2 separate regions of the Homo sapiens genome follow, and region 2 is linked to region 1. A link is a contact called in ENCODE Hi-C or POLR2A ChIA-PET data. All regions are on one chromosome and are shown on one strand. The core of a region is the stretch at or near the end of the contact, and the rest is flanking DNA. Distances in the headings are between cores, read along the strand shown.

Evidence for each region. Hi-C counts contacts between places; a loop is a spot of excess contacts on that map. ChIA-PET counts read pairs that join two places held with the same protein, here RNA polymerase II (POLR2A). Pooled maps may share reads with other maps.
Region 2: a pooled map shows a loop between it and region 1 (2.3-fold over the local background). The contact joins two enhancer-like sites. A Hi-C loop is called at or near these places in 3 of 50 pooled maps. POLR2A ChIA-PET finds 5 or more read pairs at or near these places in 3 of 52 experiments (activated T-cell, activated naive CD8-positive, alpha-beta T cell and endothelial cell of umbilical vein).

What each region holds. Positions count from the first base shown.
Region 1 is chr11:112,154,708-112,159,332 of GRCh38, forward strand. It overlaps IL18 (interleukin 18), which reads right to left. Exons shown (of 6, transcript NM_001562.4): 2 at 268-354. The coding sequence starts at 346. Among named protein-coding and RNA genes, the nearest start is that of IL18, 7.1 kb to the right of the region's middle. RefSeq lists a silencer at 2,559-2,853. Within about 2 kb of position 2,709, at least 8 of the 41 ENCODE cell types and tissues checked have a DNase peak (open chromatin) inside an H3K27ac peak, as active enhancers do.
Region 2 is chr11:112,278,569-112,283,193 of GRCh38, forward strand. The region is part of intron 1 of LINC02762 (long intergenic non-protein coding RNA 2762); the gene reads left to right. Among named protein-coding and RNA genes, the nearest start is that of LINC02762, 10 kb to the left of the region's middle. RefSeq lists an enhancer at 1,774-1,863. Within about 2 kb of position 2,068, at least 9 of the 41 ENCODE cell types and tissues checked have a DNase peak (open chromatin) inside an H3K27ac peak, as active enhancers do.

The sequences.
Region 1 (4,625 bases), core at 1,459-3,958:
AACTGGGATTTTCATGATGTGCACTTACTGCCAACTGGAGAGTGAGCTACTGCTGATTAAAGTGCCAGGACACGTGGTGTGACAAGGTGCTGAGACCTTGGACATGTTGTGGTTAATTTCTAGAGGTCCACTATTTTTTTAAGAGCCATTAATATTACAGTGAAATTTGGTGACAAAAAGAGTCACTTAATAGTTCACCTCACAACATCTTTTCTAATTGAATAGATTTATCTGAACCTGGTATTTGTTCTATGGCATTAGCCTTACCTATAAAGTAAAGCGTATTGTCAATAAATTTCATTGCCACAAAGTTGATGCAATTGTCTTCTACTGGTTCAGCAGCCATCTTTATTCCTAATGAAAGCAAAGAGCCATCTGTTAAGAGACAATGATTGTACCTTTTACTACTACTTTATACTACCTTCAAGTTCAGTGGTCAGTTAATCACCTAGTATACTGATGAACAATCTTGACATTCAATAAATGCCAGAAGTTTCAGCTTATGAATACCCATGTTTAAGTGTTCTCTTACAAATCATCAGATATTTGGAAGATAGAAAGCATTTTCTCATTAAACAATATTATAAAGGGTAGATAAATGGCCTAGTACTGAACTGAATCATTATTCTAGTATTCCTTGAGAAATATAAATATATTGTCAATATAAATATAGTTTCACCTGAGGATGCCATAAACACATCTAATCGTGCCCTTTAGGAAGGACTGGCTTCATCCTTCTCTTACAACCAGTGGGTTCCTATGGGTGAGAGGCTGAAGGTTTGTGACTTCATTGTCAAAATGCTAAAGGTGAAACAATGATAAAAAAGTGCTTCCATCTGAGGGTACAGGCAGGGTGGGAGAAGGCTGAAGGGCTCTGGCATTTGGTGGCCCTCTTTCTCCCTGAGCTGCGGTGATTTTTGATCTGGAGTCTCGATTATACTATATTTTTAACACAAGTAATACATAAATACAATCTTGCTGTAAAATCAAGGGATACAGGATTTGAAAAAAATTTAAATCCTTCCATTTGCTTTTCCTTTCTGCCCCTCTTCCAATACGGTGTGCAGGCTTCCAGAATTTTGTTATGGAATAGGAGTTCTCAGTGTGAGAAATCTGTGAACTTGGATGGGGAAAAAAATACACATGTATTTTCACCAACCTCTGAAATTTAGCATTCCTCCCATGATTAGTTGCAGGAAACAAACCACAGTATTATTAGTAGTACTTGTGACTCTGTCATTAATAGAAATACCTATTTTCTGTTGTGCTACAATTATTGCAGAGATCTTGAGACATGGTTTAAACTCATTACTACTTTGAAATTACAGAAGTTTAGTCCTCACAGTAGATCTTATTATTTAATGTGTTGGTAAAAAGGCACATATATACTGCATTAAAATTTGTTTAAAAATTAAATGGTATGCAGGAGAGTATTCATAAATCTGTGCTCAAAATTTTTCTAGCATAATATGAGGCCTAGCATGTATGGTAGAGTAAGCAGGAATTTAAAACTCAGTTTAAAAAAAATTAATCTGAATTAAGCTAACCCCAAAATAGTTGTTAGTTGGTGTTATACAACTAACTTTGTATAATTTTGGCCTCCCAAAGTGCTTGAGATTACAGGCATGAGTCACTGTACCCAGGCCTTATTTGATAGTTTTATCTAGGTTTAGTTCCTTATGCTCATCTAAGTGCGAACAGTTATTAAATTTATCTTATTTAGATAACATTTTTTTTTTTTGAGATGGAGTCTCACTCTGTCACCCAGGTTGGAGTGCAGTGGCACGATCTCAGCTCACTGCAACATCCACCCCACCCCTCTCACCTGGGTTCAAGCGATTCTCCCATCTTAGCCTGGGACTCCCATCTGGGACCACAGATGCGTGCCACCACACCCAGATAAGTTTTCATATGTTTGGTAGAGACAGGGTTTCACCACGTTGCCCAGGGTGGTCTCAAACTCCTGAGCTCAAATGGTTTGCCTGACTTGGCCTCTCAAAGTTCTGGGATTATAGGTGTCAGCCACCATGCCTGGCCAACACATTTAAATAAAATAAAAACTGATGTACAAATGAATTTAAATAAACATTTAAATATTATAAAATTTAAATATTTATCAAACATTTAAATATTATAAATATTAAATTTTATAAGCTATTTATAATATTTAAATTTACAATTTAGAATTATCACCTAGTTTTTTAAAGGAGGGGATAAGGAAGACTCTTAGAGAAAAATAATATAGCAAAGGATGAAAAGATCACTAAGATAAGTCTAAACATTTTTCACCAAAACCCAAACCAACATTAATATTAAAAATCAGAACAATAATGACTAGGCTGTGAGCTCCACGAGGGCATGTTCTTTATTCACCTTTATGGCTTCATTGCTGAACAAGGCCCTATTATCAGCATCAGAAGGTGTTTGTTAATGACTGCATTAACTGAGAAGGCAGACATTTGTTAACCTGAGAGGCACTCTATGTTTTGATTAGTTATCAGTTGGTGAAATAATGATTAGCATGATCTTCTGTACATACTTTAATATTATGTAATACACACATATTTATCAAACTAATTCACCTGAAATGTACCAAGCAGTATGGGCAGGAATTGGATTAAATTACTGGTGTTTACTATTTTGAGTACATAGTTAGTCAATGAGTGAATGGATTTAGAGAAGGACAATATTTGAGCTGATTCACCAGTTAAGGTTTGAGCATTAACTATGCATCAGGAATGTGGCCAGTAGCTGACCAAACCACACATGAATGAGAGTTGGCTCCTACTCTCCAGTGACTCAGAGTCTAGTGGGAGAGAAGAATCTATAAAGAGTTACAAAATAATGTAATGAATGACGTAAGAGCTGAATTTACAAGAGATTCATTCTTTCTGTTTGATGGTGCTGGAGAAGGTTACCACAGAAAGTGATGACTGTGCTACCTTGAAAGAGAAGCAGGCATTTTCAAGGCCAGAGGAAGAGCTTCCACCAAGAAGAAGCAATGTGAACAAAGGCTAGGCAGCGGGGAGACCGAGAAAATATGGGTTGTTTGAGGCCTCAACATTTTTACCATAAATAAGGCAAATGTAGTCACATTTTACAGAAAGAATGCATTTCTAAAGATCTCACATAGTTCAAGGTTACCTTTTCTTTTCTTTTGTTTTTTGGATACAGAGTTTCGCTCTTGTTGCCCAGGCTGGAGTGCAATGGCACGATCTCGGCTCACTGCAACCTCCACTGCCTGGGTTCAAGTGATTCTCTGCCTTAGCCTCCTGAGTAGCTGGGATTACAGTCATGCACCACCACGCCCGGCTAATTTTGTATTTTTAGTAGAGACGGGTTTCTCCATGGCTGGTCTCGAACTCCTGACCTCAGGTGATCTTCCTGCTTCGGCCTCCCAAAGTGCTGGGATAACAGGGGTAAGCCACTGTGCCCGGCCTAATTTTGTATTCTTTTAGTAGTGAGGGGGGCGGGTTTCTCCATGTTGGTCAGGCTGGTCTCAAACTCCTGACCTCAGGTGATCTGCCCGCCTTGGCCTCCCAAAGGCTGGGACTACAGGCAAGAGCCACTGCGCCCAGCCAAAGTTAACTTTTCTTTGGAAAAAACGTAAAAGTTTGAGAGGAGATATTCTTGGAGTACATAAACCTACAACAACCAAAGCATATTGTTGCTTTCTTTCTTTTTTCAACTTTCTCAGCATTATTACTAGTGTTTTGTAGCCTGCTGTCTCCACACAGCCTATTATGGTGGTACTTTGGCCTTTTTAATATTGTTTTCTTGCATATAAACTTGGTTTCAACATATTTATTTGGAGTTTTTTTTTTTTTGCACAGCAGTAACAATACATCCCTTAGCACTTGGATAACATTATCATATATAAAATTATTTAAAATTATGTTTAAAAAGCACAATAATAACCTGTATGTCTGAAGAACTTCTGAGTTATTTAAAGTCTAATTTACATAATAATGACATGGAAGCAGATAATTCTACCAAGTATAAGAGACACTTGCATGTGGCAATAGTGTTAACAGTTTATAACTCATTTGACCTGACAGCTTTGAAATTATGTCATTCTAGATAAACTATTTGGAAGAGTTAACATTATTTCCATTTTGCCCATATAAACTATAATTTTTATACCGTTGCCTAATTCAATTCACATAAAATGCAACTTGCAGTATACTTTGATGAAAGCTTGGAAAGAAGAGTCAGACTACAAAGGCCTTGTGTAAGCAGACTAAAGAGTTTGAACTGTTTTTTCCTGAAAAAAAAAATACTGACTTAAATAGGAGAAAGATATGGTCAAATTTGTGTTTTAAAAACTCAACTCACTCTAGAAGCAACATAAACAATGGATCTGGTCCGTGTGCAGTGGCTCATGCCTGTAATCCCAGCACTTTGGGAGGCTGAGGTGGGTGGATTGCTTGAGGTCAGGAGTTTGAGACCAGCCTGACCAACATGGTGAAACCCTGTCTCTACTGAAAACACAAAATTAGCTGGGTGTGGTGGCACATACCTGTAGTCCCAGCTACTCGGGAGGGTGAACTGCTTAAACCCAGGAGGCTGTGGTTGCAGTGAAGTGCTCCACTGCACTTCAGCCTGGGCAGCAAAAGCGAAACTCT
Region 2 (4,625 bases), core at 818-3,317, 120 kb after region 1:
AAGAATTAAAGAGATGAGTTACTGATTCCTTTCTTTTAGAATGATAACCTTACCTGGGTTATCAAAGATAACCTTATCTTAGGGATGATCTGTTTAACATCATTTTACTGTTGGGGAAACAGAAGCTCTGAGAAGGAAAGTGACTTGTCTAAAGTAATAAATCAATTAATAGCAGGTTTCACATTCCTTGAACCAGTACTTTTTCAATCTACTAGTCTCTCTTTGAGGACACGGGGCTCAAGAGAGGGGCTGCTTTAGTCCCGGATAGGCCCCAAACCACTAGTGTCATCAGTAGAATGTCCCTTCCTGACTCTCCCAGGAAGCAACTTTTGCTTCTTTTCCCCTCCCAGGCAGTACAGTGCTAACCTAGGAGAAAAGGGTCATGGGGACCTGCACACGTGTTCCTGGTCCTCTCTGTGAGTGGACCCCAAGGGGTGCTCCTCAGCAGGCCAGCGGCATGTGCTATTTGGACATTCACCCTGTGTGGATGACAGCATTATGCTTCCTTTTTCTCTTATCAGCTTCAATGTATGCATGTATGTCATGCTGCTTCTGAATACTAATTTTGTCTGGATTGATTCATGTTCAGAGTGTTGGTGCTGCTGGCTGCTAGGCTTAGCATGAGGTTCTTCCTGTGTTTTGTAATTTTGGATTTGCAGGCTCATGTGGAATGGGAGGCTTTTGGATTTTTTCTTCTTTCTCTTCTGATTGTTCAACTGCACCTGTCTAGAGGTTTTGCAGTTGCTTCCTCCTGTCCCTCTGAACCCCAGGTCTAGAAACGCCTCATGAAGGTGGCTGGTGACAACAGATACTGGAGACAGCACAGTGGGTGGCTTGTCTCAGTTCCTGGAAGGGAGGCTTTGTCCTTCCCCTCCCCGGGCCCATGGCTCCCCAGGAATTTGTAACCCCAGGTAGCACTGGGCAGCCGTCCTGGAGCTTCAGCCTTGCTCACTGCTTTGGGTTTATCTTCCTTTTCTGATCCAAAGAGATATTCATACATATTTTTTTCAGCTCAACTATATCTTTTTTTTTTTTTTTAGAGACAAGTTCTCATTCTGTCCCAAGGCTGGAGTGCATTGGCACAATCATAGCTTACTGTAACCTTGAACTCTTGGGCTCAAGCGATCCTCCCTCCTCAGCTTCCCAAATAGCTAGGACTGCAGGTGCTTGCCACCACACCTGGCTATTTTTTTTTTTTTTTTTTTTTTTTTGTAGAGACGGGGCTTTGCTATGTTGCCTAGGCTGATCTCAAACTCCTGGCCTCAAGCAATCCTCCCACCTTGGCTTCCCAAAGCACTGGGATTACAGGTGTGAGCCACGGCAGTGGGCAGGAACTATATCTTTTGGTTTTCTCTTTTTATACTTTATGTACTATTGCAATGTGTTTGGAATAGCGGAGGTGCAACCAATCCAGATTCATTGTGCTATCTCGACCTAACAGGTGGTCTTTTGGTTGAGGGTGGGCACTTGGCTCTCAGGGATTGGCTCTGAAACCTCAGTGGTAAGGCGTCTTCCAGAGCAGCGGCGCCCCCTGGTGGCACGCGGTAGGATGGGCGGCAAAGAAGCACTCGGCGTGGGCGGGGCGGGTGGGGGTCGCAAGGCCACTTCTCTCCTTCCTGCAGGTTCTCAGAGATGGAAGGTGTCTTAGAGGCGGTGAGACCAACTGCCCACACAGTGTGGTCGCCCATCTATGCCACACCCAAAAATGGTCAGTGTCAGCTGGATCCACTCCACAATTTGGTCAGCTGTGTTTCCAAGGAGCCCTTCTTGTACTGAGTGGTTTCTCCTTGTAGCTCTCAGCCATGGGTCCTAGTTCCGCCATTTGAAGCCGCGCATAGCAAATGTGGCCCTTCTCCGTATTCTCTCAGATGTTTGAGGGCAGCATTAGACATTTCTTCTTCCGGCTCTCTTTCAGCCGGCCCCTCCAGACGATGGCCATTCCTGTTGCCTTGGTCCGCAGGAACGATGGGTTATGCATGAACTTTGTAGAACATGGCCTTGTCTTCACCAACGCGGAGGAGAGCCCGTTCGGTTCCAGAGAGGATGCTGCCTCATCTCGTCTCTAAAAGAGGAGGAAGGGGAGCAGGTCCCTTCACGTTCTCTGGTCTCAGCTGAGAACTCTCCCTGGAAGTAGCGGGCCGTGAAATGTTTCACAAGGTAGCATCTCCCTCTAGTGGCCACCATGGTCTATTTCAAGATGCTTTCCTCCCTTCCCCTGGCCCTCGCTTCTCAAGGTTTTTTTTTTTTTTTTTTTTCCCCCACCTCAAAAAGATCCACTGAGATGTGACAGGGTGAGCTGTAGATTGCAAAGTCCCCTATCTGGCCTTCTGACTAAAATGAACTGATTCTGCAATGGTGACTGGTGAGACAGAACTCAGATTCAATTTCTATGTTTCTCATGATTATCCTAAGCCAAAATTTGCAAATGGTTATACACATGTTAATTAGTATTATTCCCAGAAACTGTAAAATAATTGTTCTTCTTTTAGGTGGTTTCCTTATTGATTGGCTTTTTTTGTGTGTGTGACTTTCTCTGTCCATCTCTACTTGCTAATGGTTGAACTGAGGTGGTTTTTTTTTTTTTTTTTTTTTGAGACAGGGTCTCACTTTGTCATCCAGGCTGGAGTGCAGTGGTATGATCTTGGCTCATTGCAGCCTTGACCTCCTGGGATCCAGCGATCATCCCACCTCAGCCCCCAAAATAGCTGGGACTACAGGCATGTGCCACCACACCTGGGTAATTGTTTTGCATTTTTTGTAGAGATAGGGTTTCGCCATGTTGCCCAGGCTGGTCTGGAACTCCTGAACTCAAGCGATCTGCCCGCCTCGCCCTCCCAAAGTGCTGGGATTACAGGTGTGAGCCACCGTGCCCGGCCGGGTTCTTTAAGCGGCAATAACCAGATGCCTTCACACACCAGTACAAGTGAAGTTGGGGAGGTAGCTGGAAGGAGAAGGGAGCAACAAGGGAGCAAGAATGTCCACAGAGCCTGCATTTGGATCTGAGGTTACACTCCAGCAGGAGTCCTGGATCTTTGCTCTGGCTCTCCCCCAGTAAGGCGACCTGGCTTCTGTGAGCAGGTCCTCCATTCTCCGCTCGCCACTGGCAGCTCCCTTGCCTTGTTTTCTGCACCTGCCTCTTCCCTGCGCCACAGCTTCTGCTGATTCATAACTTTGGTTTACCCCTCACTCACTGTGGTCCCTTCAGCCTCTCTCCACTTGCTGCACTCCAGGACATTTCAGCCTTGGCTCCCGCCACCAACGGACTGATTTTCTTGACATTTTCCAGTTTTGCTTTCTGAGATAGAAATCTAATTGACACACCCTTCCCCTTTTTCAGGTGCTGGGCCACTTCAAAAGTCTCTAGCCAGCCAATGAATGAGCTGTTTGGGAGTCTGCTTCCTGTTGCAATTAGCTGGGCAGGGGAGAGTGTGCCATAAAACAGAACTGCCCTGCTGGGAAGTACCTGTGGCAGGGGATGAGGGCAGGCGGTTTCCTTTAAATGGGGATGTAGGTGCGGCACATTATAGAGCTATCCCATCTGGGAGCTCACATGTAGCAGCTGTGAGTTGGAACCCTTGTCTGGGAGCTGGGTGATTTGGTCTGCATTGAAGGGGGCTAGGAGCTCCCAACAGCATGGAAGTTTCAGGACATCTTGTGGTGGGATTCATCTTCTCCATTTGTCCTGCTGTGTTTCTCATTTTCATTGTATGATCAGTTTCAAGGAGAGGCACAAAGAATGGCTTGTGTGCCCCTGAGAGGGGCGTCATCAGGACTTACTTTGTGGACAGGTTGGTTGGGTGATGAGGTCCAATGTCATATTAAGGCAGAGGAACTAGGGAGTGGGGATGGCAGCCTACAGCTGGTTAACAGGGCAAATTTGGTTGAATTTGGAAAATGGTACCATTTCTTTCACACACCCCACTGACATCTTCTAGAAAACTGCTGTAGGAACTAGAAAAACCTGTGATGACCATGATGTGAAAGGAGCCCAACAGTGTTGTGCAATGCAAAACTTGCACCGCTGTTAGTAGCTGCCTTACCAGGATCAAGCTGCACACCACATCCATCTCAGCCTGCCTTGCATCTGCGAGTGTCCTGCAGAGATCTCAGGTGGCCACTCAATAGGAGTCCCTCACATGCCTTCCATTCAGAGGACACAGATGCATAGGTTTGGGGATATAGAAAACTTTGGGGGTAAAAGTGGGAGAAAATTAGCATTTCTTGAGTATTTATATATGCTAGGGGCTATGCTAACTATTTTACTTACATTGTTCATATTTTTGCATGAAAGCTGTGTTGTAACTATTACTACTTTCATTTTACAGCTAAGAAAACTAGGCACTGAGGTTCAGCTGCAGCTGCTGCTTTGGGCTGCACAAATTGCATATTTGTAATCAGGAAATGCTATTCACCTGTAATTCAAGTGACCATGTTGGTTACAAGGGGAGCCAGTATATCACTTGCCCAAGTCACATGGTGAAGGAGGAGCAGAGCTGGAATTCACACCCAGTCTGAATGACTCCAAAGCCCATGTTCTGTCTGCTACACAAGTCTTTTGAAGACCCCACAGGAGTAAAAAGTGACCAAACTTAGTTTTTTTTGTTTTTCTTTCTTAGAGAAAAGTT